Regions from separate parts of the Homo sapiens genome. Here region 1 is linked to region 2. Evidence: read pairs that join two places in POLR2A ChIA-PET (ENCODE). Cell type or tissue: K562. All regions are shown on one strand. Links, peaks and the distances in the headings refer to the core of each region. The heading gives the core; the rest is flanking DNA.

Region 1 (4,390 bases), core at 324-4,323, 84 kb before region 2:
CCATGGAATTGCAGGGTTGGGACATTTTCATAGTGAGAAACGCTGAGGAACTCTTGACATGAAAACTCCAGTGGAAGATGGAAACTGTGATGACAGAAATGGCACTGACCAGCCAGGCCCTGCCTGTGCCCTGCTTGGAACATTGATTGACAGAAATGGCGCTGACCAGCCAGGCCCTGCCCGTGCCCTGCTTGGAACATTGATTGACAGAAATGGCGCTGACCAGCCAGGCCCTGCCTGTGCCCTGCTTGGAACATTGATCATGTGTTTGACCTTGACATCAGCTTTCCGACACAAACACAGACTTGGGCACACACAAACACGCCCAGGTAGGAGCAAAACGCCATCATTCTGTTTGGGGTGGTCCCTGATGAATCAGCACAAGTTTGCCGGACGCGGTGGCTCTCATGCCTGTAATCCCAGCACTTTGGGAGGCCGAGGTGGGCAGATCACAAGGTCAGGAGATCGAGACCATCCTGGCTAACACAGCAAAACCCCGTCTCTATTAAAAATACAAAAAATTAGCCAGGCGTGGTGGTGGGCACCTGTAGTCCCAGCTACTCGGGAGGCTGAGGCAGTAGAATGGCGTGAACCTGGGAGGCAGAGCTTGCAGTGAGCAGAGATCGTGCCACTGCTGTCCAGCCTACGTGACAGAGCGGGACTGTCTCAAAAAAAAAAAAGAAGAGGGTAGGGGAAAAGAGTCATTCATGCCTCTGTCTGCCTCAGTGAATCTGTATTTTTACATAAGATCACACAGACAAAATGGGGCAGGGAAACAATTGGGTATGCATTTGTGTCTGATGGGCCATGGGTGACTGCACCTGTAAAGATGAGGAATCAGTTTACATTGCCATAGTGAAATCTTTATGGAAACACCTTAGAGTAAAGATCTCGGAGCTCAGTAAAAATTTCCTTGTGGGCAAAATATTAGGGAGGTATGGAGCTTCTCATCTTGCAGCCATCTTATTTAGAAACCAAAAGGGGAGGCAAGTTTGCATGATCCAGTCCCCAACTTGACTTTTTCCTTTGGCTAAATGAGTTTGGGGTCTCAAGATTTAATTTCCTTTCACAGATCACAGGTGTGAGCTACTGTGCCTGGCCTACGTAACACATTTACTAAACAACCTTGTTCACTACACACTTCCTGGTCACCTTCCCGTTTCTTACCTGCCCTCCAAAAGCCCAAACCCCCTTATCCGTTGTCTAGCCTGAACCCTGACGCAGCCTCAGGAGATCCTGAGGACACAGGCTACAGCGTGGTTTTCTACATTTTAGGGAGACAGGAGACATCATTCAATACATGTAAGGTGAACACTGCGGTCTGGAAAGGCGGGACAACTTGAAGGACGCGGGGGTGGGCTTCAGGTCATAGGTGATTTTCAGATTGTCAGTCGTTTGAAAGAGTTTATCTAAAGGCCAGGAATTGGCCGGGCGCAGTGGCTCACACCTGTAATCCCAGCACTTTGGGAGGCCGAGGGGGGCAGATCACGAGGTCAGGAAATCCAGACCAGCCTGGCCAACATGGTGAAACCCTGTCTCTACTAAAAATACAAAAATTAGCTGGGCCTGGTGGTGCACGCCTGTAATCCCAGCTACTCGGGAGGCTGAGGCAGGAGAATCGCTTGAACCCAGGAGGCAGAGGTTGCAGTGAGCCGAGATCACGCCACTGCATTCCGGCCTGGCGACAGAGTGAGACTCCATCTCAGAAAAAAAAAAAAAAAAAAAAAAGACCTGGAATCAATACAAAGAGGTGTGTCTGGGTTAAGATAAGAGCATGGCCGGGCGCGGTGGCTCACGCCTGTAATCCCAGCACTTTGGGAGGCCGAGGCAGGCGGATCACGAGGTCAGGAGATGGAGACCATCCTGGCTAACACGGTGAAACCCCGTCTCTACTAAAAATACAAAAAATTAGCCGGGCATGGTGGCGGGCACCTGTAGTCCCAGCTACTGAGGAGGCTGAGGCAGGAGAATGGCGTGAACCCGGGAGGTGGAGCTTGCAGCGAGCGGAGATTGAGCCACTGTACTCCAGCCTGGGGCGACAGAGCGAGACTCTGTCTCAAAAAAAAAAAAAAAAAAAAAGAGCTTGTGGAGACCAAGGTTCTTATTATGCAGATGAAGCCTCCAGGTATCAGGCTTCAGAGACAATAGATTGCAAATCTTTCTTTTCAGACTTAAGAAGGCACCAGACCCAGTGAATTCTCTCCTGGATCAGGGGAAAGATTCTGGCCACCTGCTTCGGCCACTTTTTTTTTTTTTTGGCCAGCCACTGTGAATACTTACATAATTAAAATTGTCTTTTTCTCTTGTTAATCTGCCTGATCACGTTGATTCCCAGGTCCAAGGAATTCCCAGGTCCCTCAAGCAATAGATTAGAGGAAGTGTTTTGTTTTGCTTTGACTTCTTCCTCTATATTAGTAAAAGTATGTCTCACTCTGGGTGTCCTGTATTTGCATTTTTATTTGCTAAATCCAGTAACGCTATTCCAGGTGTAAGTAGGTTTCTCTGGACGTACAACTTTCATCTCACGAATCTTTATATTACTGCTCCTAAATTCTAACCTAGACAATGTCATTATTTTTCAACAGTAAAAATAGTCTGAATTAAGCCTTCCAGATGCGTACTCCCTTCTTTCCTGAGGCAGATGAAGTAGAGAAGAATGAAGGCAATTAACAAATCTGGACGAATCCACCCCAGAAGCAGCTCCTGCTGCACCCACCTCAGCAAAGAATCCAGAGGCGACCCCTCCTCTCCATCTGCTCCTCCTCCAGGCCACTGTCCTCTCTAACCCTTCTCACTGGCCCCTGCCTCCACTCTTGTCAGACAGCAAGCTACAGAATAACTGGGGAAATACTTTTTAAAAAAATAAATCAGACCACATCAGGCTCTTCAGCATGGAAATGTGGCCGCAGCCCATGGGCCAGCCCACCAGTGCCGATCATCCCCATCACACCCCATTAGTCCCCATCGGACCCCTTCATCCCCATCAGACTCCATCAGACCCCAACAGACCCCATCAGTCACCACCAGATGCCATCACACCCCATTAGTCCCAATCAGTCCCCATCAGACCCCATCACCCTCATCAGACCCCATCAGACCCATCAGACTCCATCAGTCCCCAGCAGACCCCATGAGTCCCCATGAGTCCCCATCAGACTCCTTCAGTCACCACCAGACCCCGTCATCCCCATCAGACCCCATCAGTCCCCATCAGACTCCATCAGACCCCAACAGACCCCATCAGTCCCCACCAGACTCCATCACACCCCATTAGTCCCCGTCAGTCCCCATCAGATTCCATCAGTCCCCAGCAGACCCCATGAGTCCCCATCAGACCCCATCACACCCCATTAGTCCCCGTCAGTCCCCATCAGACCCCATCAGTCCCCATCAGACTCCATCAGACCCCAACAGACCCCATCAGTCCCCACCAGACTCCATCACACCCCATTAGTCCCCGTCAGTCCCCATCAGACTCCATCAGTCCCCAGCAGACCCCATGAGTCCCCATCAGACCCCATCACACCCCATTAGTCCCTGTCAGTCCCCATCAGACTCCATCAGTCCCCAGCAGACCCCATGAGTCCCCATCAGACCCCATCACACCCCATTAGTTCCTGTCAGTCCCCATCAGACTCCATCAGTCCCCAGCAGACCCCATGAGTCCCCATCAGACCCCATCACACCCCATTAGTCCCTGTCAGTCCCCATCAGACTCCATCAGTCCCCAGCAGACCCCATGAGTCCCCATCAGACCCCATCACACCCCATTAGTTCCTGTCAGTCCCCATCAGACTCCATCAGTCCCCAGCAGACCCCATGAGTCCCCATCAGACCCCATCACACCCCATTAGTTCCTGTCAGTCCCCATCAGACTCCATCAGTCCCCAGCAGACCCCATGAGTCCCCATCAGACCCCATCGCACCCCATTAGTCCCCATCAGTCCCCATCAGACTCCATCAGTCCCCAGCAGACCCCATGAGTCCCCATCAGACCCCATCGCACCCCATTAGTCCCCATCAGTCCCCATCAGACTCCATCAGTCCCCAGCAGACCCCATGAGTCCCCATCAGACCCCATCAGACCCCATCACACCCCATTAGTCCCCATCAGACTCCATCATCCCCATCAGACCCATCAGCCCCATCAGTCTCTGTCAGTTCCCATGAGTCCCCATCAGTCCCCATCAGATGCATCAGAACTTTCTGAGCACGTCATGGAGGATGACATCACACAAACCCCAGCTCTTCTTTTCCTCACATTCGCCTGTGAATCCAGCAGGCCCTGGGTGAGCACCTGCTGTGTTTAGGAGTCGCAGGTCCTATTTTCCAAAGTGCTCATGGCAGCCCCACTCCTCGTAGGCTGTGACTGGCTCCTCTATGGAGGAGA
Region 2 (4,390 bases), core at 223-4,222:
GGGACTACCGGTGCACACCATCACACCTGGCCAATTTTTAAAAAATTGGCTGGGATCACAGGCATGCACCACCATGCCAAGCTAATTTTTGTGTTTTTAGTAGAGACAGGGTTTCACTATGTTGTCCAGGCTGTTGAACTCCTGACCTCAAGTGATCCACCCTCCTTGGCTTCCCAAAGTGCTGGGAATACAGGCATGAGCCACCGCGCCTGACCTTTTTTTTTTTTTTTTTCACATTTTATAGCTTTTCTTTGTTTTTTAAGTTAGGAATTCAGTGTGGAATATATTTCCCTGAAGACATTGTTAACCTAAAATAATCAAGAGTCAGAATCTACTTTAAAGAGAGATTATTCAAGTGCAAAGTTTGAGGACAGGCCGCCCAGGAAGCACAGATTCCAAAGAACAGAAGTCGGTGTTCTGAAATGTAGCAGTTTGGGATCATTTCTATAGATGAAGTTTAGGGAAACTTAACACAATTCCAGCATCTTTCTCTCTGAGGGTGAATGCACAGTTACTGTGCTCCGATTAGCCAAGGTGGTCTTTTCCTATTGGGAAAGGTATGTTTGGCGTTCCACACGGACTACGTCACGGGGTCGTCGTGCCATCTAGTCTGAGTTAGGACAGATGCACAGGACAATGAAGGAGGCGGCTGGTCCACAGCAAAGATCAGTAATGGGAAGCGGGGAAGTCTGGTCTCTGGTCTCTCCTAGTCATTTACAAAACAAGAACAAGAGGCTGTGTGGTCACCTGTCAGCCTAACCAGTCCAAGAAGCTGAAGTTGCAAACGTGCTGCATGACTCAGGCCACAGGGCCTAGCTTCCCGCTTGGCACAAGAAACAGGCTCCTGAAATTTTCTTCTGCAGTTTCTGCCACAAGAGTTCAGGTTTGGAAGCTGATACATGGGCTCAGTATTTGAAATAAAGTAGTGGTTGATAGGTAAAAATTGAGATAAGTAGTCTTTTTGTAACAATTCTAAAGGATATTTTAAATAAAAGTAGAATAATATAATGATCCCCGCCTTGCCTACCACTATTACCCGCCTTTCAGTTACTACTTAAAAAATGTTTTTTAGAGGTAGGGTCTCACTGTGTTGCCCAGGCTGGGTTGCCCAACACTGCAGCCTCATCCTTCTGGGTGCAACTGAGCCTTCCACCTCAGCCTCCCAAGCACCTCCAACTACGGGCACGCACTGTCACACCTGGCTAATTTATTTTTACTTTTGTATAAAAGACAGGGTTTGCTATGTTGCTCAGGCTTATTGTGAACTCCTGGGCTCAAGTGAGCATCCCGCCTCGGCCTCCCAAAATGCTGGGATTATAGATGGGAGCCACTATGTCCAGCCCAGTTACCAACATTACGGCTAAACTCACCTTGGGCATTTCTAGGTCACAGTTGGAATCCATGATTTCATCAAGAAGCCCTGGTTTGGGCCAGGCGCAGTGGCTCACACCTGTAATCCCAGCACTTGGGGAGGCTGAGGTGGGAGGATCCTGTGAAGACAGGAGTTTGAGACCAGCCTGGCCAACGTGTTGAAACCCTGTCTCTACTAAAAATACAACAATTAGCGGGCTGTGTTGGCGTGCGCCTGTAATCCCAGCTACTCCAGAGGCTGAGACATGAGAATCACTTGAAACCTGGGAGGCAGAGGTTGCAGTGAGCTGAGATCATGCCATTGCACGCCAGCCTGGGCAACAGAGTGAGACTCTGTCTAAAAAAAAAAAAAAAAAAAGCCCTGGTTTATTTTGATGAAAAATGGTCTTTAGAGATGTCAGAGTCAAAAATGTAGAGATGACTCTCCAAATTTAACGTTTTATTTGGGAAGAAAGCATTGCAATTCAGGTGTCAACTGCAAATAATGAGATTCAGAAAATCTGATTACCTATAGTGTGTATTTGAGTGCAGAGCTTGAGGATGGCCACCCGGGAAGGCACTGACTGCAGACACATGGGGTCAGCGTTTCCAAGTGGAGAAGCTCAGGTTTCACTTACCACGCAGAGACAGAAGCTCCAGCAGGATCACCACAGTTCTCATATGAGACCAGGGGCACACGCCGCAGCGGTTCCATTGGTTAGGGATCTCTGTATTTGAAGGAAGATTGCGTTATGACTCCATGAGGAGGGGTAGTGATCTGAGGGGGTCTTATCTCCGGTGCCATTTGGTCTTTATTGTTTACAGGGAGAAAGGCAGAAGTTGCAGCTGCGTGTGGCATGACCTATGCCGTATAGCCACATTTCCTTCAAGGCTCAGGGTAATTCACAATTTCAAAGGCTTTATGTTTGATTCATTCAGTTTCACAGGGGCATACACACAAACTGCGTGTCTTTGAAGAACAAAGAGAAGATTCGGGGTTCGATAAGAATGAGGAAGGTCTTGAGAGAAAGTTCCCTGCTGTTGGTAAAGCTCTGTCCGGGATCTGGCAGGGTCCGTGGGCGTGGGCGGCAGCGGGGGCGGGGAAGTTTGTCCTCTGGGGCTGTCGGGTGTCTCAGCAGCCATGGATGGAACTGGATTCAGGTTACAGCAGCAGTTTTCACTGCCAGGCTTGAAGAGAATTACATTTTGGAGCAACATTGTGTGTCCTGAGTGCTTTCTCCCCAGGCTCTTTGACTGTTTTAGTTGGGTGTGGCGAGAATGACCCAATTTCTCTGATCAACTTTCATCGAGATCACAATCTATTTTAGCAACTGGTTTGTCAAGCTTCTAGGTCTTTTCCATACACAGACCTAAGAAAGACAGAACATTTAAGAGAAAATCAGGACTTTATACTGGGATTTTCTATTCAAATGATAATTAGGGAGTTTTAACATCTTTTTTTTTTTTTGAGATGGAGTTTCACTCTTGTTGCCCAGGCTGGAGTGCAATGGTGCGATCTCAGCTCACCACAACCTCCGCCTCCCAGGTTCAAGCGATTCTCCTGCCTCAGCCTCCTGAGTAGCTGTGATTACAGACATGCACCACCATGCCCGGCTAAATTTTTTGTATTTTTAATAGAGACGGGGTTTCTCCATGTTGGCTTGGCCGGTCTCAAACTCTCGACCTTAGGTGATCCTCCCGCCTCAGCCTCCCAAAGTGCTGGGATTACAGGTGTGAGCCACTGCACCCGACCTAACTTCTTGTTTATGTCTGTATTTGCACCTGTGTTTTCTTACGCTGACAATCTTGACCCCTGACAAGGGTCCCATAATTTGCTTTCTCCTACAATCTGTGAGTGATTGCTTTGCAGGGCAGCACCCAGGTCACCACCAGGACTGCTGGGTGCCTTGAGGGTCTGTCCACAGCTCTTTTTCGTCTTTTGGGCATGTCCTCCCAGGGCAGCAGCTGGTGCTCTGTGTAAAAGTCACTCAAGGCATCTTCTTTGTGTGGTTGTGCCACCCACTGTCTATACAGTTAGGTTCATTGACTTCATTTCTTTCCAAGTTTTAAGGAGTGCTTTTTGTTCCTTTTTTCTTTTTTTTTTCCTGTTTTTTTTTTTTCTTTTTTTGAGACAGGGTCTTGCTCTGTCACCTAGGCTGGAGTGCAGTGGCACAATCTTGGCTCACTGCAACCTCGAACTCCTGAGCTCAAGTGATCCTCCCTCCCCAGCCTCCCGAGTAGCTGGGACCACAGGTGCGTGCTACCACACATGGTTAATTTTCTGAACTTTTTATAGAGACGGGGTCTTGCCGTGTTACCCAGGCTGGTCTTGATCTCCTGGGCTCAAGCGAACCTCCTGCCTTAGCCTCTCAAAGTGCTGGGATTACGAGCTGGTCTTGAACTCCTGAGCTCAAGTGATCTTCCCACCTCAGCCTCCCAATGTGTGGGGATTATAGACGTGAGCCACCACGCCCAGCCTGAACCATAAATGCATTTTGTGAAGCAAAACAAAACAAAACAACAAAACAAAACAAAAACAAGCCCCAAAAGGTCACAAGTGGGATTCCGTGCACATGACATTCTGGAAAAAGCAAAGCACTAGGGACTGCTGGGGCAGCGGGGAGCTGGCCCCAGCATTCCAGCATGACGGGACAGTTCTGGGGCCCGGGGGAGAGCCGGCCCCAGCATTCCAGTGTGACGGGACAGTTCTGGGGTCAGGGGGCTGTGGGGGTTCTGGGATGACAGGAAAATTCTGGGGTTGGGCTGGGGCCATGGGGGTTCCAGGATGACAAGACAGTTCTGTAAGGAATATGGTGGTGGAGGACATTCTGAATATTTGTCAAACCCATAGAGATGCACATCACAGACTAAGCTTTACTATACATTAATGTTGGAAATCTACCTGGAGGTAGGGATGGGGGAAGACCCAAGACAGAATGCAGGCTGTGACCAGCAAAGACAGTGCATGGGAGCGAGTCCCGCAGCCACACTGAAGGACGTGAGGAAGAAAGGAGCTGGTCTAAGTGACTTGAAGTCTTCA

What was found. ChIA-PET counts read pairs that join two places held together with the same protein. Peaks named below come from ENCODE experiments on the same cell type or tissue, not always from the same donor. Only the 100,000 strongest peaks of a DNase experiment are listed, where the experiment ranks them.
Region 1: POLR2A ChIA-PET joins it to region 2 with 5 read pairs; 7 of 35 experiments call an interaction of 5 or more read pairs at or near these places.

The regions. Positions count from the first base shown.
Region 1 is chr13:113,374,838-113,379,227 of GRCh38, reverse strand. It overlaps LOC124903218 (a long non-coding RNA gene), which reads left to right. Exons shown (of 2, transcript XR_007063881.1): 1 at 1-329; 2 at 2,586-2,883. Among named protein-coding and RNA genes, the nearest start is that of GRTP1, 13 kb to the right of the region's middle. RefSeq lists an enhancer at 1-574. In K562, for the core only: no CTCF peak of the experiment used is centred there; no DNase peak of the experiment used is centred there; H3K27me3 peaks cover 1,146 bases.
Region 2 is chr13:113,290,271-113,294,660 of GRCh38, reverse strand. No RefSeq gene overlaps it. Among named protein-coding and RNA genes, the nearest start is that of LAMP1, 4.8 kb to the left of the region's middle. RefSeq lists enhancers at 1,962-2,470, 2,471-2,980. In K562, for the core only: a CTCF peak has its summit at 1,926; a DNase peak (open chromatin) is centred at 2,440; H3K4me3 peaks cover 651 bases; H3K27me3 peaks cover 3 bases.